Regions from separate parts of the Homo sapiens genome. Here regions 1, 2, 3, 4, 5 and 7 are each linked to region 6. A link is a loop called in an ENCODE intact Hi-C map of the cell type or tissue named here. Cell type or tissue: endothelial cell of umbilical vein. All regions are shown on one strand.

Region 1 (4,000 bases), 53 kb before region 6:
TATTTCTAATAGAGATGGGGTTTTGCCATGTTGGCCAGGCTGGTCTAGTACTCCTGGCCTCAGGTGATCCACCTTCCTCGGCCTCCCAAAGTGCTAGGCTTACAGGCGTGAGCCACCTCGCCCAGCACGTAGATTTTTTCTCAATGTGTAACTTTGGCAGCTAGGGTCTCCGTCAGCGTGTTGAGATGCTCGCATTAAGAGGGGCGTGAATTAGCTGGGTGCGGTAGCTCAAGCCTGTAGTCCCAGCACTTTGGGAGGCTGACAGGTGGGAAGATCACTTGAGGCCAGGAGTTCAAGACCAGCCTGGGCAACATAGTGAGACCCCTGTCCCTACAAAAAAAAATTAATTAATTAGCTGGGCATAGCGGCACAAACCTGTGGTCCCAGCTACTTGAGAGGCTGAGGATAGCTTGAACCCAGGAGTTCGAGGCTGCTGTGAGCTACGATCATGCCACTGCACTCCAGGCAGGGTGACAGTGAGACCCTGTATCTAAAAAATTAAATTAAAAAAAAAATTTTTTTTTGAAACAGAATCTCACTCTGTCACCCAGGCTGGAGTGCAGTGTTGCGATCTCAGCTCACTGCCATGTCTGCCTCCCGGGTTCAAGTGATTCTTCTGTCTCAGCCTCCTGAGTAGCGAGATTACAGGCGTCCGCCACCAATGCCCAGCTAATTTTTGTATTTTTAGTAGAGATGGGGTTTCACCATGTTGGCCAGGATGAACTCAAACTCCTAACCTCAAGTGATCTGCCTGCCTCAACCTCCCAAAGTGCTGGGATTTAAAATTATTTTTTATTATAAAAAAGAGGGGCACGAGAGAAGGGACGCAATTGTGGAAACTGCACACTTAGGTCCTCACCCTCACTAGTTGAGCGCAATGGCCTGGCCATTGGCTGGGTATCGAAGTTTCTCTCTCTCCAAAGACGCAGAGTCGAATTAGTGTGAGTGACATGTGTTTGACAGGTGTCCAGCTCATCATGTAGACAGGCCAAGCCTTCCGGCTGGGAAGTGCTAGGCGTGGGGCAGCTCTGCACCCCTGTCTCTGCTCTGCCGCTCGCAAGCTCTGTGACCTTGGGGAATTCACTCAACGTTCCTGAGCCTCCATTTCCTTCTCTGTAGAATGGGGATGACGGCAGCAGTGACATCACAGTTTCGGCGAGAATTCCAAGAGATCGTGTGTGCGCGCGTGCTAGTCATTCATCCCATGCATATTTGTTGAGCCTGACTGTGTATCAGGAAGGGTGGGTCCAGCCGTGACAAAACAGGCACAGCCCCAGGCCTTGGGTGCTTTCTAGGGGGAAGTAGACAAGAAGCCCAAGAAGTCAGCACATGCCGGGGGTGTCAGAAGGTGAGAAGTACTGGGGGTAGCAAAGCAGGGAAGGCAGGAGGAACGGGGAGATGCAGGGCACTCCTGGCACCACCCGGATTCCCCTGCTGGCCCCCTTCCACCCTGAGCACCGCCGGGGGTGACTGCCTTCATCCAAGTGGGAGTGTCTCCCAGGCCACAGCCAGTGACCAAAACAGACTGACACGGGGAGCAGGACGGAGGGGAGGGCAGAAGCCTGGCCCCCTGAGAGGAAGGACTAGGAAAGATTCTGGTGCACAGGCATTCACAGCAGCACCAGTCACAATGGCCAAAAGGTAGGAACAGCCCAAGTGCCCATCAGGAGATGACAAATAACACGAGGGGCGCCTCCATGCAGGGGATATTGTTGAGCCGTGAAGAGGAATGCCACTCCTGTGAACTCAACTTGCTCTGAAAAGTAAAGTCTATTCAAAATGAAAGTGCGGCGGGAAGGAAGGAAATTCTGACTCAGGCTCTAACGTAAATGAACTTTGAAGACACGATGCTAAGTGAAAGTAGCCAGATGCATGATTCCGGTTAAATAAAGTGCCTAGAGCAGGCGGATTCACAGAGACAGACAGTACGTTAGCGCTTACCAGGGGCTGGGGGACGGGAATGACAGTTATTGCTTAATGGGGACAGAGTCTGCTTGGAGTGATGAAAACCTTTCAGAACAGGAGAGTGGTGATGGTCAAGCAACACTGTGAATGTCCTTAATACCACTGAATTGTACCTTTAAAAATGGCTAAAGTGGTACATTTTATGTTATGTGTATTTTACCACAATTGAAAATAAAGCAAGGCTGGATGCAGTGGCTCACGCCTGTAATCCTGGCAGTTTGGGAGGCCAAAGCAGGAAGATTGCTTGAGGCCAGGAGTTAAAGACCAGCCTGGGCAACATAGTGAGACCTAGTCTCTACAAAAAATAAAAAAATTAGCCAGGCACAGTGGTACACTCCTGTAGTCCCAACTACTCAGGAGGCTGAGGCAGGAGAATCGCTTGATCCTTGGAGGTGGAGGCTGCAGTGAGCTGTGATGGTACCATTGCACTCCAGCCTGGGCAAGAGAGTGAAACCCTGTCTCAAAAATAATGCAAAAAACAAAAAACAAAACACACACACACACACACACACACACATCCTGACCCACCTGGCTACAGATGGGACAAACCCTGGTGGAGTTCACATATCAGAGCCCCCCGTGGGTCCAGGCTGAGGCCGCCCTCCCTCCCTCTCCTGTAAAAACCTCTCTCTCTGGCTCTGCTTCTGGGGCCCTGGATCTAGGTCAGGAGGGCTGTGATTTAAAACAAGGTGCCAGGGAGGCCTGGTTGTGGCGGTGAATCCTGAAAGGGAGCCATCAGCAACTTAATGAGAAATAGACGAAACCCTGTTCTCAGCCGGGCGCGGTGGCTCACACCTGTAATCCCGGCACTTTGAGAGGCCAAGGCAGGTGGATCACTTGAGATCAGGAGTTTGAGACCAGCCTGGCAGATGTGGTGAAATCCTGTCTCTATTAAAAATACAAAAATTAGCTGGGTGTAGTGGCGCGTTTCTGTAATCCCAGCTACCCAGGAGGCTGAGGCACGAGAATCACTTGAACCCGGGAGGCGGAGTTTGCAGTGAGCCAAGATCATGCTACTGCACTCCAGCCTGGGCAACAAGAGCGAGACTCCATCTCAAAAAAATAAATAAATAAAATAAAAAAAGAAAGAAAGAAATCCTGTTCCCGAGACAAAGAAAGAAAGACGGAAGAAAGAAGGAAAGAAAGAGAGAGAGAAAGAGAGAAAGAAAGAAAGGAAGGAAAGGAAAGGAAAGGAAAGGAAAGGAAAGGAAAGGAAAGGAAAGGAAAGGAAAGGAAAGGGAAAGAAAGAAAAAGAAAGAAAGAAAGAAAGAGATCCTGTTCCTGAGACAAGGGGACCGAGGTACAGAGAGGAGCTTTGCCTGGGCCACAATTGTACAGGGTGATGGCACAGGGGGCACACGGGGCACAGATTGCAACTCCTGCCTCCCTGTCCCCTTCTCTCCACATGGCAGGCTTGGGCTGGCTGCTTAGGGTTAGAGGCAGAAGCCTCTTTTGCAGGGACCTTCAGAAGTGGCAGAGGATCTGGTTTGAGAGACAACAGACAGGAACAAATGGCTGGAATATTGAGCCTCAGGACATTCCTGCTCTGTGGGCCCTGCCCTGAAGGCCTTGGCTTATTAAACCCATAGATAGCCCACGCCTAACGGGAGCTCTGACCTCACAGACTGTGGCCACCGCGGCCACCATGATCTCGCCTGCTGCTCAGCGTTTGCCTGGGAGCTACCAGGCTCATGTTGCACCCACAGGAGCTGGGAGCCCATTGCAGGGCCCGGCTGGGCGTGGCGGGAAGTCGAATTTTCTTGGTGTCTAGAGAGTGAGTAGTGAGCAGAGGTGTCTCAAGACACACAACTCCAGGTTTCATTATCTGCCCTCGATGCCGGAATAATCACTGTGTACACACAGTGTGGGATCCCAAACAGTGCTGACTGTGTCCCCTGCTCAAAGTGCTGGCTGATGACAGGGATGTTGCATTGAAATAATTATGGCTTCCGCCTGTGAAGAGGTGGGAGGAGAGGAAGAGAGAAGATCCCAGCAGGAGTCGGCAAAGAGAACAATCTGCTTTCTTGCAGAGACA
Region 2 (4,000 bases), 85 kb before region 6:
ACAGGGCTTGGGGCAGGGATCCAAATGTCTAGGCTCCAGGTCAGCTTTTCACTGCCCTTGCGGCGTGGTGGCTGCGTGCAGGGCCCGGAGGAGAGGGTGCTGACTTGCACAGGAGGCCATGAGCGGCTCCAGGGCCTGGGGCACCCGGAGCAGGTTGTAGCATTCAGGATGCCTGGGGTAGCAAGTTAGAGAAAAATCCCAATTCCAACTGCTTTCATGATGAACATGGATTCTCCCCATGAGAGGAGGTCCCGGAGCAAAGGAGCTGCAGGGCTGGGTGACTCAGCAGCTCATTGGTGGCATCTGCACCAGGCGCTTCCTCCTCTCTCTTCTGCCACCCCTCAGTGTTGGGACTCCCTTCATGGCCTCAAGATGGCTGCAGCAGATCTGGTCATCACATCCCAACAAGACAGAGTGCAGTCAAAGATAAGGCAGCCATCTCTTCCCCCCTTTTTGTTTTTTGTTTGTTTGTCTGTTTTGTTTTGTTTTGTTTTGTTTTTGAGACAGAGTCTTGCTCTGTCGCCCAGGCTGGAGGGCAGTGGCTCAATCTCGGCTCACGGCAACCTCCACCTCCTCAGCCTCCCTGCCTTCTCCTGCCTCAGCCTCCTGAGTAGCTGGGATTACAGGTGTGCACCACCACGCCCAGCTAATTTTTATATTTTTAGTAGAGGGGGGGGTTTCACCATGTTGCCCAGACTGGACTCGAACTTCTGACCTCAGGCAATGCGCTCAGCTCAACCTCCCAAAGTGCTGGGATTACAGGCGTGAGCCCCCGCACCCTGCCTGGTTCTCTCTTTTTTAAAAGCAGGTAGGCTGGGCATGGTGGCTCAGACCTGTAATCCCAGCACTTTGGGAGGCCAAGAAGGATGGATCGCTTGAACCCAGAAGTTCAAGATCAATCTGGGCAACATGGCGAAACCCCTCTCTACCAAAAGCGATACAAAAATTAGCCAGGAATGGTGCCACATACCTGTAGTCCCAGCTACTGGGGAGACCCTATCTTAGAAAAAAATAAATAAATAGGTAAGAGCAGGTAAGCATTCCCTGTAAATCCCCCAGCACAGTCCCCTCCACGCCACAGTGGCTAGGGTTAGGCCACGTGAATATCTAGGAAGGGGGATGGGGTGGCCATGACGCTTAGCCCAGGGTCAGCAAACGGTGGTTCACGGGCCCCAAGCCTGTTTGTTTTTGTAAATAAAGATTGATTGGTGCCCAGCCACATCCTTTTTTTTTTTTTTTTTTTTTTTGAGATTGAGTCTCGCTCTTTTGCCAGGCTGGAGGGCAGTGGCGTGATCTTGGCTCACTGCAACCTCTGCCTCGTATGTTCAAGCGATTCTCCTGCCTCAGCGTCCTGAGTGGCTGGGATTACAGGCACAAACAACCATGCCCAGCTAATTTTTAATTTTTTTGTAGAGATGAGGATCTTGCTATGTTACCAAGGCTGGTCTTGAACTCCTGGGCTCAAGCGATCCTCCTGCCTCAGCCTCCCAAGCTGCACACCCTTTTTTTTAATATCGTCTGTGGTTGCTTTTGTGTGACAAAAGCAGAACTGAGGAGTTACCGCAGAGACGCCCAAGAAGCCTAGAAGAGTGACTCAACCCTTTACAGAGAAAGAGTTTGCTGACCCCTGGCTAGACTAACCGGGATCTACCCCTGACCCGGATTGAGTCATTTCCCCTGAGGGATGAATGAACACTATGACAGTCTGTGAGCCCCATAGAAGTGGGGGTGGGGGCTGGCCTGGCCGCTGCCAGTCGTCCTTCAAAGCTTTGCTACTCAAAGCGTAGCCCCCAGGCCAGCAGCATCCGCCGGGCATGGGAGCCAGGTCTTGGGTCCCACCCCAGACCTATGAAATCAGAACCTGCATCCTAACCAGACCCCCAGGGAACGTCACCCACTAAATGCAGCGCGTTTGCTTCTCAGGCTGTTGTAACAAGGTACCACGAAGCGGGTGGCTTAAAACCACAGGTCTGGAGGCCAGAAGCCTGCAATCCAGGTGCCAGCAGGGCCCTGCTCCCTCCAAAGCCCCTGGGGCAGGATTCTTCCCTGCCTCTTCCAGCTCCTGGTGGCTCTTGCGACCCTTGGCCTTCCTGGCTTTGCAGATCGGTCACTCCAGCCTTTCCTCTGCCTCCACGTTGTTTGTGCGTATCTCCCCTTTTCCTGTGAGGGCTTCAGTCATCTTGGACGCGAGTCCACCCTGATGACCTCATCTCAGCTTGATCACATCTGCAAAGATCCTATTTCCAAATAAAGTCACATCCACAGCTGCCAGGGGTTAGGACCCGGACATGTGTTTTCGGGAAACACAACCCCACCTGTGACCTGTGAGTAGTCCCAACACACACCACACATGGGTGAACTGCGACATACGTGCTTGTGCTTTTGGGAAGGACAGGGCTGGGGGAGGGGCAGCTCCAGCTTCCCTGCCTTCTCAGGCTCCCAGAGCTGCCCTCCTGGGAAACAGCACGCTGGAAGCTTCATGAACATAGCTGGCCTCAGGCTGGCTCAGGGAGGTCATCTCTACCCCTCATCTCCCACCAGGCCTGAGCTGCTCCTGGGCCTCCCGGGTTGAACCGTGAGTGCCCTCAGCAGGTCTGGCACTGGGTGAGGCATGTCAGGCATCCCAGGTGCCCCTCTGCACTGGCACCCTGAGAGGGCTTGCCTTCTAACATTCGGTACCCTGAGCCCAGCACTGGGGCTCAGCCCACTTCTCATCTCCAAACCCTGCTCCGGGCCTGTGCTCCCCAGCTGTGGCCAAGTGACAGGTGGGCCCAGCTCCTGCACTGGCCGCATGAACAGAAGCACCGTCTTCTCAGTGAAATTAATAAATGCCCAGCAAGTGCACCCTGAGCAAACTTCCTTGCTTTGCACATAACTGGTGCTTAAAACTCACGTGCTCGGTGTACGAGGAAGTAAATGCCGGAAATCCAGATTCCCTACAGCGACTGACAAGGCCCAGCGTGATCTAGCCCACCCTCCTTACCAACCTTGTTCCCACCGTTTTCCTCCTAAACCTCTAGTTTCCAGCTCCATGCCAAGCCCACTACGGCCCCAGGGCATTTGCACCTGCTGTGCCCTCTGCTGGAAGGCTCCTCCCCACACACAAGCCCATGGCTGGTTCTCTAACTCGATTTCGATTTCTGTACAGATGATGTTACCTCTTCAGAGGTAAGCCCCACCCCCTCACCTCCTCACTTTCTATCAAATCAAACAATTTTAACAACTGCGTAGAACTCACAACTGCCTCCAATCCTCATGTTCATTTATTTATCTACCTGCCACGTCCTGAGTGTCTAGAATGGTGCCGGGCACACAGTAGGTGCGCAGTAAAAACATGCTACTGAACTGAGAGAGTCCTCTCCTCCATCCCCATCAGGCTGAGCTCTTAGTAAACACTCAGGAGCCTCCAGGCCCCTGTATTAAAGGCCTGACAAGCCTCGCCCTGCTGCGGAATTTTACAGATGGGGCTGTTTCTTTGTGTGTCAACAGAGTGCTTAATCTCTGCTCATAATGCCAGGCAGGAAGGAGCCTGCTTTGCTGAGGAACTTCTGTCTCAAAGCCGCCAGGTAACATGAGTGGGGCCTCTGGGGTCGGGAGCAGCATGTCTCCCCATCCTGGCCTTGATAAATGTCCAGGGGCCCTTCCAGCCTCCGCCAGGCAGCTGCCTCTGACCACAGCCTCCTCCGCAGAGCTGAGCTACCCACGTGTGCTCACTTCTAAACTGCAAGCCGGCCCCTGAGGGGGTGTGTGAGGAGTCAGGGTCTTAAAAACTTCCTGCATATTTTCCCTTCAGAAATAGCATCCTTAACTTTCTTTTTTTTTTCCTTATTAAAAATGTACTCATGTAATCCACATGCACTGGCTGTGAGAAATTCCAAAATGTCTTTTGGAGAGAGATCCTTGCCCCCTGAGGCTGTCCCCATTGCACAGATGATAAGCACAGTCAACGAGGCTGGGCGCCCGTACTTCCCAAACTTTGTGGGGCCCACAGCAACCCTCT
Region 3 (4,000 bases), 340 kb before region 6:
TGAGGGAGACGTCGTCACTCAGAAGATGGGCTATTTATAGGGCTTGTTTCTCCACACTGGTTTTTCAGGCATGGAGAGATTTTTCCCCACTCTGCTCGGTCTCTCTCCTTCTACGGTTATCAGCTCATGAGGGGCAGGCGCTGGGAACAGCTGTCCTTTAAAATAAGTGCCTCATCCTCCTGGCCTCCCTCCTACAACCAGGAAGCCCGAGCAGGGTGTCCACCAAGCTGGGGTGGGCAGGTCCCCATCTCTGAGAAACGTGATTCAGGGGAATGCTGCTTAAGACACACGGACGGCAGCCTTTCTCCTCTGACCCCAAGATGCTGGGGGAAGGCCCAGGGGCCACGTCCAACATGCAGCCTCATCCAGCCACCTTCTCCCACCTGCAGCCTCTCCAGGCACAGTCCAACCAGCCTTGTGGGTGCAAAACAACGGCTTTACCATTCTCTGGGGACACTTTGTGTCTACCGGCCACCTGGAGCTGCTCCGGGCCTGGGCTTGACACAAAGTGGGCTTTAGGCCTCAGGTCCACACAAAGGTTTGTCCAAAGAAGATGGGGACTTGCAGGCCACACGTCTGGTTTGGCATTAGAGGTGTCAGAAAGCAGTCAGTGACCCTCAGAGGGACCTAGAAAAGCTGGTCCCTCCAGTCCCTTTGAGGCACGCCACTCCTGCCTACGAAAACTTCACTGGGATGCCAGGCACGTAGTGCTTCCAGAATCCACCCCCAGTTTGCAAGGACGCTCCACGTGGCCTTTGAGGAGCTGGCAGGAGACCCGTCGGGCACACGGGGCTCCAGGAAGCCTGGCCGTGCAGCTCTCCCTGGGGTTCTCGGGATTCCCAGGTGCTCAGCAACCTGAGGCTCCTCCTCCATGGGCCCAGGAGGCCAGGGCGGGGCCTGCACTGATCTATCTCCCAGATGGAAGGAAGGGAGGGAGGGAGGAGGGGAGCATGGCAGCTGGAGCAAGGGGCCAGGCAGGCCAGGGCCTTGTGGGCAAGGAGGGAGGGCCTCCACCCTGAGTCCACGCAGTTGCCCACGGAGGTGGAGACCGAAGGGGTATGGGGCGGGCAGCGACTCACCTTCCTCTCCAGGAATGATGCGATCAGGCCAAAGTTCTTGGGATGCTGCATGAACCTGCGGGACGAGAAGGGTGGGCGTGAGACCTGGCCGAGGGGGGCTTTCCTGCGGGGCAGCCGATCGGCTCCCAGGCGCCTGCCATCCCCACTGGCCGGGCCTGGCGGGCACCGCCCCACTTGGAGCAATTAAGCCCAGGGGGGTGTGGGAAGGGCTGCTGCGGCAGACGGGAGGGGTGGGGACCCAGGGGTAAGAGAGGGCGTTCCTTGGAGTGAGTCACTGGCTTTAGCGCCTTTGAAAATATATTTGTTTGTCCTGCTGGAGGCGGCTTCCAGGAAAAATGAGGACACGACATGCAGCTCTTTGGTGGGGTTCCCCCCCCTTTAAAATCCACTTTTGTTTCTCTCTCCAGCTGGATCTGGGAAGCAGGGCCTCACCCAGCCCACACAGGGTCTGCTTGGGAACATGGCAGGGCCCCACCAGTGGGGTCATAGCTCACCAGGCTGCTGGGCCTCCCCAGAAGAGCTGGGAGCAGAGGCTCTGAGTGCCCGTGGGGCAGCAGGAGGGGGCTGGCCAGCCAAGGAGGCGGCAAGCATGGACTTAAGTCGGAGGGCGGTGGCGGGTCGCTGGCACTGTCCCAACTGGCTTCCTGCGTAGCCAGGAGAATTACTGGGAAACCACTGGGCCCAGGCTGAAATGTGAGGGCCAAAGGAGCGGGAGCATGGTGGGGGCGGGGATGTGGGTCAAGGCCTGCTCCACCCCAGGGGTGCTGGGTGGAGTCCCTGGCCCCAGGCCCAGGCGTCCCGGCGACGTGCCACAGCCCCACAGCCTTCGCAGGGAGAGCAGCGGCTGGCTGCTAGTGAGGCTGGACTGTGGGCTCCCACGGAGGGAGGCTGAGTGAGCACCAGTGCCCGACCTGCCTGGCCCTCCAGATGGCTGGGCAGGAGGCCAGCAGGCCCCGCGCCTGCTTCCCAGCCAGACATCCGAGGATCCTGAACAGTCTCTGCTCTCTTCCCGGTGGAAGCGGCGCAGTGAGGAATGGCAGGCTTCCCTGGCCTGGGATCCCACCTCGGGCGGCTGGCAAGGCCGGAGCCATCCTAAGGCCCTTCTCTTCCAGGTAGGGAGAGTCCTTTCCTCTCCGCTCCCTCTCCTTGTCCCAGTGACATTTCCTTCCCTGCAAACCCCTCCCACGGGGTTTCCCCAGGCACAGTGGGGGCTCCCAAGAGACCAGGAATCAAACTTGGGAATCTCCTAGGTCCCCTGTTCCCCTCCCTCAATACCTCACTTGCACCCCTGGAAGACGTTTATTAGAAGTTTCCTATGCCCTGCATACCTCACAAGGGAGGCCCTGTCGCTATACCCATTTTACAGACGAGGAAATTGAGGTTCAGAGGGGGAATGGTCACATGGCCAGCACGTGGTGGAGCCCCATGCCGTCAGTAGGTGATTTTCAAAGCCCCGAGTGCTATCAATTCCTCTGCACATGAGACCTCAAACCAAGCCCACAGTCCTTGAGGCATGCAAGTGGCCAAGTTGCGGCTCACACAGGATGGAAGTTACGCCAGCCCCACGGGCCGGCAGATAGCAGCCCAGCCTGGGTCCCCCACCCTTCGGTTACTGAATTAACAGAGGGTGACATTATCAGACCTGCAGAGCCACATGAGATCTTCCGAAAGGCTGAAGCCGCAGAAAGTCTCCCAGAACACCTTTTTTTTTGTATTTCAGAAAAAATACATACACTAAAACATCATGCCTACCAGGGGGAACGTGAATCTCAAACGCAACAGTAATTCAGTAATTCTTAACACCCGTGACCGTCCCACCATCACCTCCCTCGTTCAAAACTGTAAGAAGCATTCGACGGAGACTTTGATTTGACGTAGAAAGATCGTGCCTGCTATGGTGAGGCTGCAGGCACGAGCCATTAAGTAACCGAGTATTCCTGCTCAGGAACCAAGCGCTGTTTCCTGTGAAGGACCACTCACTCGGTGCTGTGGGCACTCCAGGGCTCATTACCCCACCCCTCTATTCTTATGGACGTTTCAACATTTCCATAATCAAAAGCTACTCTTAAAAAATGTTTTCCACCAAAGACCCTCCTGGATAGCCACTGTGTCCTTTCTGAGTTCGGTATCTGCACTTGCGGGTCCACTCACCCCTGCCGGGGACCCAGAGTCACCCCATCCCTTAGGTCCTGCCTGGCACCTCTTTGGGGCCACAACCCTGGACCAAAGCCCAGGGCACTGGGGAAGGAGTGTCATTGCTTTGGAGGAAGCTCTTGTCCGGAGGCAGGGTCTTCCCCAAGGCAGCTCAGTAGCCTGCCGGGTGAACGTCGGGCAGTGACAAAGTCTCTTCCCTGCGTCCCCTCCTGGCCAAGCACAGAGGCCTCCGTCCACACCTCAGTTTCCCACTCTCCTGCCTCCCAGAGCTCTGAGGTCCTGAGGAGGTGCTCTATGTCCTGGGCAGGGAACCCAGCCCTCTACGTGCAAGTGATTAGAGCAAGCTTGTCCAACCCACAGGCCACATGCAGCCCAGGACGGCTTTAAATGCGGCCCAATACAAATTCGTAAACTTTCTTTAACCCTTATGAGATTTTTGGCCAGGCGTGGTGGCTCACGCCTATAATCTCAGCACTTTGGGAGGCCGAGACGGGCGGATCACGAGGTCAGGAGATCGAGACCATCCTGGCTAACATGGTGAAACCCCATCTCTACTAAAAATACAAAAAATTAGCCAGGCATGGTGGTGGCCGCCTGTAGTCCCAGCTACTCGGGAGGCTGAGGCAGGAGAATGGCGTGAACCCGGGAGGCAGAGCTTGCAGTGAGCAGAGATTGTGCCATTGTACTCCAGCCTGGGCAACAGAACGAAACTCTGTCTTGAAAAGAAGAAAGAAAAAAAGGAAAAAAAAACCTTATGAGATTTTTTT
Region 4 (4,000 bases), 710 kb before region 6:
CCTCGGCCTCCCAAAGTGCTGGGATTACAGGTGTGAGCCACCGCGCCCAACCCTGTGTTTATTCTTAGGTCTGTACTACGCTTTATGCCTCAGTTTCCACAGTTAAAACACGTTATTTTATTCCTCACGTTATAGGAGCAATTTGTATTCATAAACTTGGCCTTCACCTTCAACTTCTGAAGATTTTAATACAGCGCAAATGATTTGGGGTCTGTGAATTCAGTTTTATTTATTTGGCTCCTTCCTTTAAGGAGTCAGGCTAATGCAAGAAAATCCAATAATTAGATCTTTTGGATTTCAAATAACTGGAAGAGGAAGTGGTGTTTATCTAATGGTTTAGGCATAATGCGTGTTTTTTCCCGTAGGCCTGTGTGTGTATGTGTGTGTGTGTGGTTGTTCTTAACTTGAAGAATTAAACACTTGTTTTCCCCGTTAATTCTTTCCTCTGGGGCTTTTGTAGACGTTGTGGAAATGTGACCTGTAAGTCTGTGTCTGAATACATGCTGCAGATGGAAGGAAGGCTGCCTCCCATCTCTCGGGAAATGGCTTCACTCAGTTACTCTTTGGTCCAGGTGGTTGAGTTAGGTGAAGACATTAGTATTTCACTTCCTAGTAAAGTGACTGTTTAGAAAAAAACATTTAGTGAGGACTGAAAAAACTCTTGCTAAATCTGTTTGCTTCCATGAAACGACAGGTTTTGAGGGATGGGGAGGTGGCTTTAGCTTGGGCTGTGGGAGAGGTGCAGACGAAGAGTCTCCAGGACACTCACACCAAGTCATCAGGGATCTAATTTTCTGGTGATGAAGAAATCAAATTGATCCTTCGGTATGATTTTCCCCTCCCAAGAGGCATTCATATCTCCAGGGGTTGTTGGGATTTCCATAACAGGCGGGGGAAGTCGTTTTGTCTCCTGAGTCCCCAACACCCCAGATGAACGTGTCAAAGGACGGCTCCCAGCCCGGCGCTACCATGATGGATTGAGGGCCACAGATTCTGTTTTCTTTTTCTTTTTTTTTTTTTTTTTTTTTGAGACGGAGTCTCGTTCTGTCGCCCAGGCTGGAGTGCAGTGGCGCAATCTCGGCTCACTGCAAGCTCCGCCTCCCGGGTTCACGCCATTCTCCTGCCTCAGCCTCCTGAGTAGCTGGGACTATAGGCGCCCGCCACCGCACCCGGCTAATTTTTTGTATTTTTAGTAGAGACGGGGTTTCACCGTGTTAGCTAGGATGGTCTCGATCTCCTGACCTCGTGATCCACCCGCCTCGGCCTCCCAAAGTGCTGGGATTACAGGCTTGAGCCACCGCGCCCGGGATTCTGTTTTCTTTTAAGTGAAAGAAAATATCAGCCCTACCTTGTCTTTAGTGGAGGAGAAGATGAAAGGGAAAGGGCACGTGGAAACGTGTGCTGGGTGCCCCTGCGCCATCTCCCTGTGTCTGGACCCCAGACACCTCACTGCTCCGGAGGTGCTTTCAGTCCTATATATATTAACCTGAGCTTAGAAAGGAACCTTCAAGCTCCAAAATCTCCTCCCAGGTCCTGGTTAAGAGCCTTTTCACAAATTGGATTCTGCAGTCCTGCATTTTAGTTGAAAATCCCCAATGGAAGCTCTCTGAACTACAAAAGAAGAGACGAATTACCAGGATGCCCCCTCCATAAAATGAAAAAGCCCTACAAGCTGCTGATTAGTCTTTTTTCAGCTCTAAAAGTCAAGGAAGGTCTCGGCCGGGCGGGGAGCTCATTCCTATAATCCCAGCACTTTGGGAGAGGCTGAGGCAGGCTTGAGCTCAGGAGTTCAACACCAGCCTGAACTTGAACTGGCAACATGGCAAAGCCCATCTCTACAAAAAATACAAAAATTAGCCAGGCGTGGTGGTGCGTGCCTGTGGTCCCAGATACTCAGGAGGTTGAGGTGGGAGGTTGGCTTGGACTTGGGAGGTTGAGGCTGCAGTGAGCCAAGATTGCACCACTGCACTCCAGCCTGGGCAACACAGTGAGACCCTGTCTAAAAAAAAAAAAAAAAAAATCAAGGTCTTCATAACTCTAGGAGGCAGAGTGGAATTGAGTCTTTGGCTTCAAGGAGAGAGTGGAGGGAGGCAGCTTAACAGGACGAGAGTAAAGTGAACAGAAAAAGCCTCTCAGAAAAATAAAGGCAGGCGACAGCAAGGAGAGAGGAAAAACCCCCACCTCTCGCGCTGAACAGGGAAATGGGATAGAAAACGTTCCCTGTGATATGCCAACTGAGAATCAACTAGATCTGTTCCACATTTCTTTCTCCTCCTTTTCCCTTTGTACATATTTCCGTGCAGACAGCTTCAGGACGCAGTTCCGGGGAAGCTTATTTCTTCAAAACCCCCCTCTCTCTGCTAGAACAGGCCGTGATTGCTGCGTACCAGCAAGGGGGCAGTCAAGCACAACGCATGAGAAACAAAGGTCCTTCAACCTCCAAGCCCGCAGGAGAGCAGCTCCACTCACTTCCTTTGAAGTGGCCCTCTCTGTTTTTTCTAGGATCGAGAATTTTCCTGTAATACACTGGTCTATTTTTAAACCCACTTTCCATTCGCTAGAAGTAAAGAGTGGAAAAATATAATGAATTGTAGAAAGAAACGGAACATAGGTATAAATGTCAATGGTGGGATTTTATAGGCACATAGAAATCTCCCCTTTAAAAGACACTGCAATTATTTTTAGAATGAGAATTGGTCTCAGGGTGGCCTGAGAGAAGAAATGGGAAAAGAACATTTCAACTTTTACTCTACGGTTCAAACCAGTGATGGCGGTTTGCCATCCTCAATTCAGCACATAAACATGTGGGCTGCCCACCATCCGTGAGCGTGGCAGATACTATGGGAGACGCTAAGGCGACTTAGACAGGATCTCTGCCCTCAAGAGGGTTCCATCTAATTAGGAGGGGACAGACAGACTCACAAATGGCCAAAACAGAAAGTGAAGCCCATCACAGTCACCAGTAAAGTGCAGAGCAAGTGAGAAGAGGGAGGGACCTTCCTTCAGGGGACGGGATATCTCCCATTCCGTGGAGCTGGTGGCACTGGAGGCAGACCTTGAAAGATGACACTGCAGGGACGGGCCGGATGCCCACCCATCCCATTTTCTCTTCCCGGGCCTGTGTTGCAATGAGGTTAGAGTCACGTGGCTGGGCCATGCGATAGAGCCAGTCAGAAGTGGTGGAAGTGAAATATGCCACTTCCGGCCAGGCGCGGTGGCTCACACCTGTAATCCCAGCACTTTGGGAGGCTGAGGCAGGTGGATCACCTGATGTCGGGAGTTCGAAACAGCCTGATCAACATGGAGAAACCGCATCTCTACTAAAAATACGAAATTAGCCGGCCGTGGTGGCACATGCCTGTAATCCCAGCTACTCGGGAGGCTGAGGCAGGAGAATTGCTTGAACCTGGGAGGCGGAGGTTGCAGTGAGCTGAGATTGCGCCATTGCACTCCAGCCTGGGCAATAAGAGTGAAACTCTGTCTCAAAAAAAAAAAGAAAAAAGAAAAAAAGAAATATGCCACTTCCATGTCTGACTGTAACACCCCTTGTGTGGCCATCCAAGCTTTCCCTTTCTCTTCCACACAGAGCCCACATGTTTAAGATAAGTGGTAGAAGCCAGTATCCTTGAGTGCTTGTTGAAAAGAGCTGTCCAGGAGAGCTACCCAACCCACATCACACTATGATGTAAGAGAAGATAGAATTCAGCCACTGAGCTGCTGGGGTGGTTTGTTATAGCAAGTGGTGTCTCTTAGGACAGATGAATAGGTTTTGACCAGTGAAAATGTGGGACCTCTTCCCTGAGTCTCATTCTGCCGAATGTGCTGTTATTAGGACACGCACCACATTTACGGATATCGCTTGTTTGAGGCCAGCCATCCAAGCTTCACTATTTGTACCATGAAAAGGACCTCATCTATCTTGCCCTCCCTCCCATCCCTAGAACCTAGCACAGTGCATCACATACAGTCGGTGTTTAATAAATGGTTTGTTAAACAAAAT
Region 5 (4,000 bases), 140 kb before region 6:
AGAATGTATGGTAAGGGCTTCTGTGGCCTTTTGTTGTTGCTGGTCTTTGCTGATGACAATCACAGCCACAACGAGCATGCAGCAGCAGCAATGACATAGACCTTCCACTGTGGCAGCTGCTGGCTAAGCAGTTCGCATGCACCTCATCTGCCTACGCTCATGGTCCACGCTGATGTGGTTCTTGGAGGCAATCCCTTACCAAGTGTAGGCAAGGGAGCCTGCAATGGTCAGGATAGGCCAGGTTATACTGTGGTAACAAACAACCTGGCGATTTCAACAGCTCAGCACACAGAGGTTTCTTGTCACTCACACTGCATGTCCATTGTAGGTAAGCCTGGGCTCTGCTCCATGTTGTCCTCACAGCAGGACCCAGCCACCTGCTGGAACATCACTGGCCACTGTGACAGAAGGAAAGAGAGCTCTGGAAAGTCTTGCACTGGCCAGTGTGTGCCCAGCCTGGATCCATCACTTCCACTCACACTCATGCAGTGCCCCCTACCCACCAAGGGTCGGGAAGTGCCTGGAAAAGGAGAACTGGAACATTGATGAACAGCCCTGTGATGGTCTGCAAAGGCACAGTGGCTGCTACCTGGCTCCAGCATCCCCAAGGCCTCAGCCAGTTGTTCCTCCCTCCCCACCCCCCGGCCCTGCCCGGCTCTGCCATTTTCCCCTGGGGCACTAGGAGGGAGGGGCACTCACCTTCACAGAACCCACCTGTGGTAGGCAGACTAACAGCCCCGCAAAGATATCCACATCCCACTCCCCAGAACCTGAGAACATGTTACCATCCACGGTGCAGTGCACTGCCAGGGCCACCGTGACAAAGCACCGCAGACAGGGGTTGGGGTTAGAGCAGGCGGGGAATGCTAAACAACCGAAACGCCTTCTGAGTCTAGAGGTCTAAGATCAAGGTGTCAGCAGGGTTGGTTCACTCCAAGGCCTCTCTCCTTGGCTTGCAGATGGCTGTCTTCTCCCTGTGTCTTCACACGGGCTTTTCTGGGTATGGCCATGCCCTAATCTCCTCTTCTTATAAGGACATCAAAGCAGGGCATGATGGCACATGCCTGTAATCCCAGCACTTTGGGAGGCTGAAGTGGGAGGATCACTTGAGCCCAAAAGTTCAAGACTAGCCTGGATAACATAGCAAGATCCCATCTCTTTAAATTTTTTTTTAAAATTAGATGTGGTAGTGTGTGCTTATAGTCCCCAGCTATTCAGGAGGCTGAGGTAGGAGGATTGCTTGAACCCAGGAGTTCAAGGCTGCAGTGAGTTCTGATGGTGCCACTGCACTCCAGGCTGGGCCATGGAGTGAGACCTTGACTCAAAAAAAAAAAAAGGACACCAGGCCTATTGGATTAGGGCTCAACCTAACGAACCCATTTTAACCTAATCACCTCTTTAGAGACTCGGTCCTCGAATACAGTCCCATTGTGAGATACTGGGGCGTGAGAGCTTTAGGATGTGAGTTTGGGGTGGGAAATACAATTCAATCCATGGTGAAGGGGCTCCTGCAGAGGGGATGAAGTTATGGATTTTGCGATAGGGAGATTATCTTGGATGATCAAGGGGCCCATTGTCATCGCAAAGATCTTATAAGAGGGAGGCAGGAGGGTTAGAGTAGGAGAAGGTGGAAGAGAAGAAGAAGAGATGGTGGAAACAGAGGTCAGGGCAATTCCGCCACCAGCCAAGGAGTGTGGCAGCCTCTAGAAGTTGCAAGAGGAAAGGAATGAAGCCTCCTCTGGACCCTCCAGAAGGAACCAGCCCTGCCAGTGCCCTGACCTCATCTCCATAAGCTCCACTGGGACCTTCTGCCCTCCAGAACGGGGAGATAACAATATTGTGTTGCTTTAAGCCTCTATGTTTGTGGTGATTTGTTCAGCAGCAATAGGAAATCCACACGTCATCCAAATGCCCTCCTTTACAGAAAGCTTCTGAACCCGCTCTTGCCTCGGTTGGCAAACTTCTGCCCTCCACACTCCTCCTCCTCTGGGATGGGTGGGGACAAGTCCTTCACTGGGGTCAGGTTGCCCCAAAGCCTGTCTCCTGGACTTGGAGGCTGCTCCCTCCGACCTCGGCACCCCCCAAGGGCCAGAGGCCACCACCTCGAGCAGCCAGCGGGTAAGAGCCAGCCTGCAGGGTGGATACTAAATACAATAGGTCTGTGACCACACACGGCCCCACCCCCAGGGGCCCAGGCCCCGCTGACCTTCCCACCCCGGGGCACACCCAGCTGCTTCCTCAAAGCCACAGCCCTTTCCTCCAGCCCAGCCTTTGCCCTGGCCCTTTCCTCTTCTGCTCCTGACGTGCCTGACTCATCCAGCAAGTTCCAGCTCAGAAATCTCTGGGGGAGCCTGGTCCAGCCCCGTTCCATCCACCCCGCCCTGCTGGCTTCATTTCATTTCATGCACTCAGTAGATGGGCACACAGCTCTCCTCTGTTCTCCTCTGGAAGGCACAGGCAGAGCCCTCACCTCAGGACCTCCAGAAGCTGACAATTGGTCGGCGGGAGCAGGGTAGGGGGTTGGGTGGGAGCCTGTGACATGTTTTAATGAAGTGTAGACATTTTAAATATACAATTCAAAGACTTTTTTAAAAATCTTAAGTACATATGTTTTTAGAGACAGGGTCTCACGCTGTGGCCCAGGCTGGAGTACAGTGACACCATCATAACTCACTGCAGCCTCGAACGCCTCAGCTAAAGCAATCCTCCCGCCTCAGCCTCCCAGCCTCCCAAGCAGCTGGCAGTGCAGATGTGCACCACCATACTCAGCTAATTTAAATTTTTTTTTTTTTTAGAGATGGGATCTTGCTGTGTTGCCCAGGCTGGTCTCAAACTTTTGGGCTAACGCAATCCTCCCACCTCAGGCTCCCAAGGCATTGAAATCACAGGCATGAGCCACCGCACCCAGCCATGGGACTTCTGATGAAACTGTATCATGCAGCCATCACCCCCATCGACACAGAGGACTCTTCCCTCATCCCAAAGCTGCTTTCCCAGCCAATCGATTGGCCTGACAATGTGAGGGGTGCTTTGTCTTTTCAGGAGTTTGCTCTTGATGGAATCCTGTGCTGTGAACTCTCTAGGCCTGGCTTCCTTCCCTTTGCACAGGGCTCAGCAAAATACAGGCCTCCCGGGGCCAGATCTGGCCTGTTGCCTGGTTTGTAGGACCTGCAGGCCAAGAATGGTTTTTACTTTTGTTTTTGTATTTTAAAAAATAATAAATAGACTTTTTAAAATACAGTTTTTTGTTTACAGAAAAATTGAGTAGACAGTATAGAGAATTCCACATGCACACACACTCAATTCCCACCCCCCCAACCCGGTACACAGTTTCCCCTGTTATTCATATCTTGCATTCGTGTGGTACACTTGTTACAATTAAGGAATCAATATTGACACAGCACTATGAACTATAGTCCCTAGTTTACATTGGGGGTCACTCTTGGAGTTGTAGGGTTCTATAGGTTTTAAGAACCGTACCGGCCGGGCGCAGTGGCTCACACCTGTAATCCCAGCACTTTGGGAGGCCGAGGCGGGCAGATCACGAGGTCAGGAGTTCGAAACCTGCTTGACCAACATAGTGAAACCCCTTCTCTACTAAAAATACAAAACTTAGCTGGGTGTGGTGGCGGGCACCTGTAATTCCAGCTACTCGGGAGGCTGAGGCAAGAGAATCACTTGAACCCAGGAGGCAGAGGTTGCAATGAGCTGGGACCACGCCACTGCACTCCAGCCTGGGCAACAGAGTGAGCGTCTGTCTCAAAAAAAAAAAAAGAAAAAAAGAAAAAAAGAAAGAAAAAGAAAAAGAAATGTACCATGACGTAGTCCCCATTGTAGCATCATGCAGAGATTCACTGCCCTAAAAGTCCCCTGGCCTCCATCTTTTCATCCCTCTTTCCCTCTCCTCAGTCCCCTGGCAGCCACTGATCTTTCTACTGTCTCTATAGTTTTGCCTTTTCCAGAATGTCACATAGTTGGAATCATAGCATGCAGCCTTTCA
Region 6 (4,000 bases):
AACTATTTTCAACTGAAAGTGCATAAAATGTTTTTCTTAATGATCCTCATGAGAATCTGAAATTGATGGGGCAGGAATTAGAATTCCTGTTGGACAGAAGTGGACACAGGCACAGAGGGGTCAAAGTGACTTGCCTGAGGGACACAGTGAATCCAATCTTCTTCAGCACACAGCTCTAGCTTCCAAACCCTGCCATCTGCCTAATCTCCAAGGCTGACATCATGAAGGAAACTATGTCCTTCCCTCAAACAGCTGTTACTGCCACAGACAGAGAGACCACAGGGCCAAGCACACCACAGTGCATGACCAGAGATGCCAGTGTTTAATCTCAGAGTCCCTGTTCCCTGAAATGGAAGAAATTCCTGTGGCCCAGAAAAGAACAGATGAGGCTGGTCATAGAAGCAGAGGGAAAATCCCAGAGACCAGAAGGGTGTTGCACAGTTCTGAGAAACCACTGCAGGCCCAACCACAAGCCTCAGGCTTAATACCTTCCATGCCAAGTTGTTCCAGTCCATCTGCAGAGATGTTTTCCCAGGGGAGTGGAAGTCCCATTTTGCAATGGAAGCTGAGGAGGTAAGTGAGATCTGGTTTGCAGAAACATGTGCATCATGGCCAATGTTGCTCAAACATCTGTTCCTGAAAGGGGGAAGAAAAAAAAAAGCTCCCTCTTAAAAGCCTCCCTCTGCCTCAGTCGAGGACTTCTAAATGCTATGAAGTTTGCTAGGGCTAAGGCTTCATGGCAAACGTGTTGTGAAATCTGGAAACACTCATGACTCCAGAGATATTTGGCCTTTATGCTCAGACCCTCCATCCAGCCTAGCTCCCAAGACTTCAGAGAGGAAAGTCAGAGAAACAGCCCCCACCAGGGCAGTGCACCTTATTCTTCCCTCAGCCAAACCTCCAGGCTTCTCCCTCCCAGTTCTCCTGCCCTCTCTTTCCTGTTTTGTTGTGGGTTTCGGAGATCCAAGCACTATTTTTAGACATGTTTATTCTTACTCCTCTTCTTCCCCTCCCATTCTTGACCTCTCTGGAATGAGCCTGGATGCTCCCCTGCCAGGGGCTTTTCTGGAGTGATTGGACACATGCTTGGTATGCGGGGGGCCTCTTTCTAGATGGAGCTGGGACTGGATTTGGGGGAAATGAGCCTTGCAACCTCCTTTCCTCTCCCAGGCTCCTCAGAAGCTCTAGAGCCAGGACCTGTGTGCATTCATTGCCTTTGCCTGGAAATTATGTTTCTTGAAGCTGGGTTCCCAAGTTGAGTTTCACTTGGGATAAGGGATAAGATAAAGTGGGATGCCTCAGCCAGCACCCACAGCAAGCTCTGGTTCCCAGTCAATGAGGAGGTATGCAGAGTAGCTGATAAGCATGTATGCCCCCCAACCAGTGGCCAATATTCATATCCAGACTCCGATCCTTTCCAGCCATAAGACCTTGGACAATGACCTCGCCTCTCTGTGCCTCAGTTTCCTCATCTGTAAAATGAAGATGATGATGATAACAGCACTCGCCTGGGTTATGATGAAAACTAAGTGAGCATATGCCAAGGGTTTAAAATAGTGCACGGCACTCAGAAAGATTCAATGAATGCTAGCAACAGTCTGTTCCAGGAGAGCAAGCCAGGATGCCAGAGCTGAGCTTGCCTGACTGGGCTGGGAGTGGCCGGCATTGAGATTTTCTTTTTTTTTCTTTTCTTTTCTTTTTTTTGAGACAGAGTCTCACTCTGTCGCACAGGCTGGAGTGCAGTGGCACAATCTCAGCTCACTGCAACCTCCACCTCCCGGGTTCCAGTGATTCTCCTGCCTCAGCCTACCCAGTATCTGGGATTACAGGTGCTCACCACCATGCCCAGCTAATTTTTGTATTTTTAGTAGAGACAAGGTTTCACCATGTTGGCCAGGCTGGTCTTGAACCCCTGGCCTCAGGTGATCTGCCCACCCCGGCCTCCCAAAGTGCCGGGATTAGGGGTGTGAGCCACCGCGCCTGGCCCAGTGTTGAGATTTTATATCTTCTGGGCATCTGAGGTTTGGATCAGGATTGCCCATCCCTGGGAGACCACAGCCAGCCATTTGGCCTGGACTCTGAGTTCACAAAAACACCACAAATCAGATTTTGGAGAAGATCTTGAATGTACTGTCCTAGAGCCCCACACCACCAAGATTAAAAGAACTGTGATAATTTCCCCTTTCTAAATCCTGCCCTCTCTGGACATGGTTCATTAAGAATTTTGCAAGCCTTGTAACTTCACAAAAATATATTGCATGACTATTTCATGTATGGAAGCTGTTAAATTTTTACATGTAAACATACAAGAGAACATAGTTCTTGCAGCCTTAGTTCATCAGTTTTTCATTTTTTATCTTTGCTATGTCCAGAGCCTCAAACAACAGACGTTTCCCAGCCCCTGGGACCGCCAGAGAGACCCGGGCTGCTGGGGCCTCCCTGAATCTGGGGCCGCCCTGAAGGCTGGACCCACAGCGCCCCCTGGCGGCCACAATCCGCACGTGCAGCCTCTGGCAGGCCCTGGGCAGGTCTGCAGAACTCCCCTCCCGCAACCACATCCCCAGCCTCGCTACACCCCAGATCATTTATTCATTAACTCAGCAAAGACTGATTTGCATGCATGCCCATGGACCACGAACCCCACAGAACTCGGTGCCTGCCTTCAGCAGCGTAAAGTCTAAAGAGGGAGACAGCGCGACCAATTGCTCACACACACAAAAAAGATCCACCTTGCAAATATAGCCTCACCCCTCAGCCTCCGTCTTCCCATCTGTGAAATGGTCCCCTCAAGTCTCCCTGCTGTACAGGTCACTGGATAGCTCCATGAAACATGTGCTCCCCTGAGCATCAAAAGGGGCTGCTGTTATTTGTGCTGTTGCTACGTTGGGATTCCTGGTGGTGCTTTCTCTCTCTGGCCTCTCACATTCCAGATGCCCTGGGGGTGGGTGGACCGGGATAGGGGATGAATCCGGTGTGGGTGACACAACAACCTCAGTGTCCTGACTCCTCCCTCTGCAGCCCCCACAGGGAGTTCACAGCCATTCAATCCATGCTGAGCTAAGCCCGGGTCTGCACTGGGGGATCGGGGCCCTACTTGCTCCCAGCCCCACCTTCCTGCCTCCCTCCTCAGTTAGTGGCACCTCCCTCTGGCTCACACTTGTAATCTCAGCACTTTGGGAGGCAGAGGTGGGCCGATCGCTTGAGGCCAGGAGTTCGAGACCACCCTGGGCAACATAGTGTGACTCTCTTTCTAAAATAATAATAATAATAATAATAATAATAATAATAATAATTTAAAAATTAGCCAGGTGTCCTGGCATGTGCCTGTAGACCCAGCTACTCGGGAGGCTGAGGCAGGAGGATTACTTGAGCCCAGGAGGTCGAGGCTGCAGTGAGCTATGATCGCACGACTGCACTCAAGCCTGGGTGACAGAGACCCTGTCTCAAAAACAAATGAAAATGGCCTGGCGCGGTGGCTCATGCCTGTAATCCCAACACTTTGAGAGGCCGAGGCAGGCAGATCACAAGGTCAGGAGTTCGAGACCAGCCTGGCCAACATGGTGAAATCCCGTCTCTACTAAAAATACAAAAATCAGCCATGCATGATGGCGGGCGCCTGTGATCCCAGCTACTTGTGAGGCTGAGACAGGAGAATCGCTTGAACCCAGGAGGTGGAAGTTGCAGTAAGTAGAGATTGCACCACTGCACTCCAGCCTGGGCGACAGAGCGAGACTCTGTCTCAAAAAAGAAAACAAACAACAAACAAGCAAACAAAAACAAATGAAAACTAACAAACAAAAAGCAGCCCCTCCCTCCCCCTGGCCGTCAGGCTCAGACACTTGAGAGTCTCACTGGACGCGTCCTCACCCCTCCCTTCCCACATCCAGTTTAGCACCATGTTCTATGAGCTCCAGCCCCTAAAAATACACCCCGCATCTGTCCCTTCTTCATCCACTGCTCCGCCCTGGCCCAGGCCACCACCACCACCACCACCACCATC
Region 7 (4,000 bases), 250 kb before region 6:
ATGAGCTAGAAGGCAGGTTTCATTCACTCCCTTAAGCCATACAGCCTATGAGGTGGGGAAAGATGCAACTTCCATTTGCCAGATGGGAAAACTGAGGCTCAGAGACAGTAAGTGACTTGCCCAAGGTCACACAGCCAGGAAGTGTCCAACCAGGACAGGAACCCAGGCAGTCTGCCCCGCGTTCCCCCTAAAACTGCAGCTCCTTCTCCCGTCAGTCCCATGCTTGTGTAGACCCCACTGTGCCCCATTTTACAGACGAGGAAACTGAGGTCTGCAAAGGGGAGGCAACACGCCCAAGGTCACACAGCATAGAGAGGACGGAGCCAGGACTCAAACCCAGGTCTGTGGCAAAGGAGCAACATTGCCTGGAAGCCCAGCCCCCTCCCTTCCCCAGCCTGGGCTCAGAGGTCCCCAGGAGCCATTCCCGCCACCTCCCTATGGCCGCGGCGCACCCAGACCTCAGGACAAATCACTCCCTCATCCCCCCGGTTTGCAACTAAAGGCTCCTTGTGAGCTCGGGAAGCCCTTCCAACTTTCCAGTGTTTATCCCGGCTCCTCGCTGCCAAGTCCCTGGGCAAGCCTGGGCCGGTGGCGCTGATTTCAAACCAGACATGGGCACCGAGCCAAGCGCCACCTCGGTGGGGAGCCGGGCGCCGGGGCCGGGCTGCAGCGCTGCCTGCACCTGGCTCTCCCCTGCCTGAGCCCACCGCGGAGCCCCAGGGCAGAGCCTCGGGAGCGCCCACGATCACATGCCCTCCTGAAGTCAACTCCGGGAACAGAAGCCCCCTGAGCCCCCAAGGCTCGCCATGCTCCCCCCCAGGGACGCCGGATGTGCACCAAGGAGAGGAGCACAGTGCCCACCCGGGTCCCCTCCCACGCGGGCCGGCCAAGAAGCCTCACCCCGGCCTGCCCGGCCAGCGCCTCCGAGCGCTCTTTTCCGTGACTGCAGCAACTTCGTCCGATGAGACAGCCCTGCCCACCATCCCGCTGAGCTCAGGGCCGACAACACTGCGCTGCCAGGGGAGGGTCCAGCTGCCCCCATTGGCTGACCTGCGGCCGGCCACTCAGCCCCCAGCCCTGGCCACCACCTCCAGCGACAGAACTGGGGCTCTTTCCAGATGAATTCCTCGGCCCCCAATCAGCGCCCCTGCATAGAGCCTGCAGGCCACAGCCCCCCACCCCAGTCTGCGCCCACCTCCCCCGGCCGGGGTGACCCAGCCACACTGCACCTCCCTGCCCACTCCAAGCCCGGCGACTTCTCTTACCCGAGCACATGACCAACCTCGCTCACGTCAGCTCCAAACACAACTTGAAGTAACTCTCTCACAAGAAAAAAAAAGAAAAAGAAAAAAAGTGCCAGCCAGCGGGCCAGCAGAGTCCACACACACAGGCTGTGCTGCCGGCTTCCAGGAGGCACACCACAGCCAACATCAGACCCATCCTTCCTCCAGGATGACACCCGCAGAGGGGCGGCCCCAGAGGGCGGCCTCACCTTCCCGCGAGACTACGACTCCCATCCCGGCCCTGGAGGCCCTGCAGGGCCAGGCCAGGCCCCCCAGGCTCCCAGCCCGATGCCCCCCAAACCCGGGCAGGCCAAGGCCCACCGGCGACAAGTGCGGGGCCGCCTGACCCCACGGCTGGGCCGTGAACGAGACGTCGGGCCTCCAGCGATCCGTTCTCGCCTCTGCCACTCTGGGCCTATAAACACAGGGAATTACATAAGTCCACTCCTCTTGTTTGGAAGCCAAAAGTACGAGCTTTTTCTCCCAGCCTTGGCAGTAAGTAATAATTCCTCATCGCCATGGTAACCCTGGCGGGCTTCCAGCCGACACTCGGGAGCTGAAACACTGTGAGGCCTTTTTATAGCTCGGCTCTTCGCTCGCTGGCAGGCGAAAGAGAGCTCCAGCCCCGCTTCTCCCACTTTAACCCGCTTCCTCCCAGCCCGGACTGTCCAGCTTCGAGCCGCACCTGCACCTCCAACCTGAGCGTAGCTCTGGCGCCTTGGCTCCGGCCTGGTTCCGAACCCAGGCCTCGGCCCATCCCTCCCCCGTCCTCTGTCCCGAGGGCCAGATGGCCAGAGGAGCAGGCTCTCCCTTGCAAATATTTCTGTCCTCCTTTTAATCCTAGGAAAAGAAAGCGTGACCCCCTCACACTGGCATTCTGATCTGGGGTCATCTCGGTGACAGGCCTAGAAAAGAAGACGTGGCCAAATAATACACACACACACACACACACACACACACACACACACACACACAGGCCAACAATGATGGCTTGGTAGTCAGCCAGGAGTCTGAACCTTGGCTGCAATTAGCTGTGTGACTCAGAGACAAGTCTGAGCTTCTCTGGGTGTCAACTTTCCATCCGTAGAAGGGGCAGGCTGAGCTCTGCTTCTCCAAGTGCTCTGGAAAGCAGAGATGAGGCGCCAGAGGAAGCTGCTGGAGCTCCCAGGAGGCAGAGGAGGCTCCACCAGGGTCTCCAGATTCACTTCCCTGCCCCTAGCAGCCAAGAGTTGGGCCTAAGAATGTGTCCCTGGACAGCAGCCCACATGATGACAAGGGTCTGGGGGTGCAGATGTGAGGAAGGCACCCCTGGCAGAAGCATGGCAGATGTGAAGGTCTGGAGGCTGGACCACGCGGGTGTGTTGTCAAAGCAGAGAGAAGGCTGGTGTGGCCGGGGCGCAGGGGCGAGGCGGGGAGAGTTTGACGATGAGGTCAGGGAGCTAATAGGAGTGGAGGGGAAGTGGTCAGATGGACTCTGGGCCTGGCCTTCAACTCCAGCAATAACATTGTCATCCTTTTTACTCTCAGGAGCATCTTGAGAGTAATAATATTAATAACAATAACAGTGGCCACACACACCGAGCCCAGCAGCTCGGACTGTGTGCCCAGCACTGTGCTAAGCGGGTCCCCTGGTTCACCAGCTGGCCTCACACCACCGCGGCATAGGCAGGTATGCCCCTGAGCCGCCACACACAGACAGAGCAGGAGGCTGGCCCAGAGAGGGTAGGTGACTTGCCCAAGGTCAACAGCTAGTGGCTGAGCTGGGACTTGAACTGGGCAAGCCTGGCTTGTCTCCGCTATCCACGTGGTAATTCAGCCACAAGGAGTCACAGGAGGGTTTCAGGACTAAGACCAGATTTGCCTGTGACAGGGGCCCGTGGCCACTGGACTGGCAGGGGGCCCAGACTGGCCACGAGGGGATGAGCATAGTGGCTGCGGAGGCCCCTGGAAGCCAGATGTCTCCTGTGAACAGCTGGCCCTCTAGCCTTCCCCAGGAAACACCCCTGGGGGGTTTCCGTAGACCTGCCCCAAAGCCAAAGGTGGGATTCTGCTACTCTTACGCCTTCTTTTATAGGTAGGGAAACTGAGGCACAGGAAGGCACGGGCATATTTTTAGCCCAAAGATCCAGCACCATCTTCCCGCCCAGACCGTCGCCAAGACCAGGCGGGACCATGACACCCAGGCCAAACTGGCCCCATGCAAACACCACCAGGAAGCGGTGCCTGAGAGCGGCCGAGTCAGGCCTCACCACCTCCTTCTGTTCATTTTTGTTTGTTTTGGACACAGACCTGCATCCAGACCTTCGCCAAAGGCTGGCCCTGGAATCCACGGTAACTCCTCCCACCCCCTCAGAGCGACTGTGTGCTATGGGCAGGTTTGACACTGGGCATGTCTCTTCACGGCCACTCGTTCTGCTTCCTGTGTCTTCCCCGCCAGACACTCCGCAGCAAATTGTTTGTTGAGTGACTTAATGAAGACCACAAATCATCAAACACCAGAAACAGCCACAGGCAGCAGCCCCCAGACAGAGCCTGTGGCCAAAACCAAACTCATATTCAGAATAAGCCAGTGTCTGGTTATCTGCTCAGCAAAAGAACTCCCCATCACGCAAGCCTTCGACGGCGACCACCCCTCCATACTTCGAAAAAGCATCCCCTGGCCAAAATCTGCCGACAGGCCGCTTCCTGGAGCCCGTCTGCTGAGCAGAGCTTTGACG

Evidence for each region. Peaks named below come from ENCODE experiments on the same cell type or tissue, not always from the same donor. Only the 100,000 strongest peaks of a DNase experiment are listed, where the experiment ranks them.
Region 1: a loop joins it to region 6, with 5 times the contacts of the local background. A loop is called at or near these places in 11 of 110 quality-filtered maps.
Region 2: it touches region 6 in a loop (4-fold over the local background); 35 of 110 quality-filtered maps call a loop at or near these places.
Region 3: it touches region 6 in a loop (4-fold over the local background); 5 of 110 quality-filtered maps call a loop at or near these places.
Region 4: it touches region 6 in a loop (8-fold over the local background); 48 of 110 quality-filtered maps call a loop at or near these places.
Region 5: a loop joins it to region 6, with 4 times the contacts of the local background. A loop is called at or near these places in 6 of 110 quality-filtered maps.
Region 7: it touches region 6 in a loop (3.0-fold over the local background); 30 of 110 quality-filtered maps call a loop at or near these places.

The regions. Positions count from the first base shown.
Region 1 is chr12:124,712,031-124,716,030 of GRCh38, forward strand. No RefSeq gene overlaps it. Among named protein-coding and RNA genes, the nearest start is that of NCOR2, 150 kb to the left of the region's middle. RefSeq lists enhancers at 811-1,456, 1,457-2,101. In endothelial cell of umbilical vein, no CTCF peak of the experiment used is centred here; DNase peaks (open chromatin) are centred at 1,211 and 1,791; H3K27ac peaks cover 1,989 bases.
Region 2 is chr12:124,679,904-124,683,903 of GRCh38, forward strand. No RefSeq gene overlaps it. Among named protein-coding and RNA genes, the nearest start is that of NCOR2, 110 kb to the left of the region's middle. RefSeq lists enhancers at 1,449-1,518, 1,709-1,778. In endothelial cell of umbilical vein, a CTCF peak has its summit at 1,643; DNase peaks (open chromatin) are centred at 1,658 and 2,218; H3K27ac peaks cover 2,430 bases.
Region 3 is chr12:124,421,422-124,425,421 of GRCh38, forward strand. It overlaps NCOR2 (nuclear receptor corepressor 2), which reads right to left. Exons shown (of 49, transcript NM_006312.6): 14 at 1,080-1,134. It overlaps LOC124903044 (a long non-coding RNA gene), which reads left to right and starts at 1,891. Exons shown (of 2, transcript XR_007063508.1): 1 at 1,891-2,191; 2 at 2,800-3,166. RefSeq lists an enhancer at 1,202-1,496. In endothelial cell of umbilical vein, no CTCF peak of the experiment used is centred here; DNase peaks (open chromatin) are centred at 1,420, 1,730 and 2,000; H3K27ac peaks cover 2,319 bases.
Region 4 is chr12:124,051,651-124,055,650 of GRCh38, forward strand. All of the region lies in intron 2 of ZNF664-RFLNA (ZNF664-RFLNA readthrough), which reads left to right. Among named protein-coding and RNA genes, the nearest start is that of ZNF664-RFLNA, 80 kb to the left of the region's middle. In endothelial cell of umbilical vein, a CTCF peak has its summit at 2,388; a DNase peak (open chromatin) is centred at 2,411; H3K27ac peaks cover 357 bases.
Region 5 is chr12:124,624,215-124,628,214 of GRCh38, forward strand. No RefSeq gene overlaps it. Among named protein-coding and RNA genes, the nearest start is that of NCOR2, 59 kb to the left of the region's middle. In endothelial cell of umbilical vein, no CTCF peak of the experiment used is centred here; DNase peaks (open chromatin) are centred at 1,857, 2,277 and 3,107; H3K27ac peaks cover 1,906 bases.
Region 6 is chr12:124,764,685-124,768,684 of GRCh38, forward strand. No RefSeq gene overlaps it. Among named protein-coding and RNA genes, the nearest start is that of SCARB1, 97 kb to the right of the region's middle. In endothelial cell of umbilical vein, a CTCF peak has its summit at 2,493 (motif pointing left); a DNase peak (open chromatin) is centred at 2,447.
Region 7 is chr12:124,516,875-124,520,874 of GRCh38, forward strand. All of the region lies in intron 2 of NCOR2 (nuclear receptor corepressor 2), which reads right to left. Among named protein-coding and RNA genes, the nearest start is that of NCOR2, 49 kb to the right of the region's middle. In endothelial cell of umbilical vein, no CTCF peak of the experiment used is centred here; DNase peaks (open chromatin) are centred at 577, 1,797, 2,317 and 3,597; H3K4me3 peaks cover 971 bases; H3K27ac peaks cover 4,000 bases.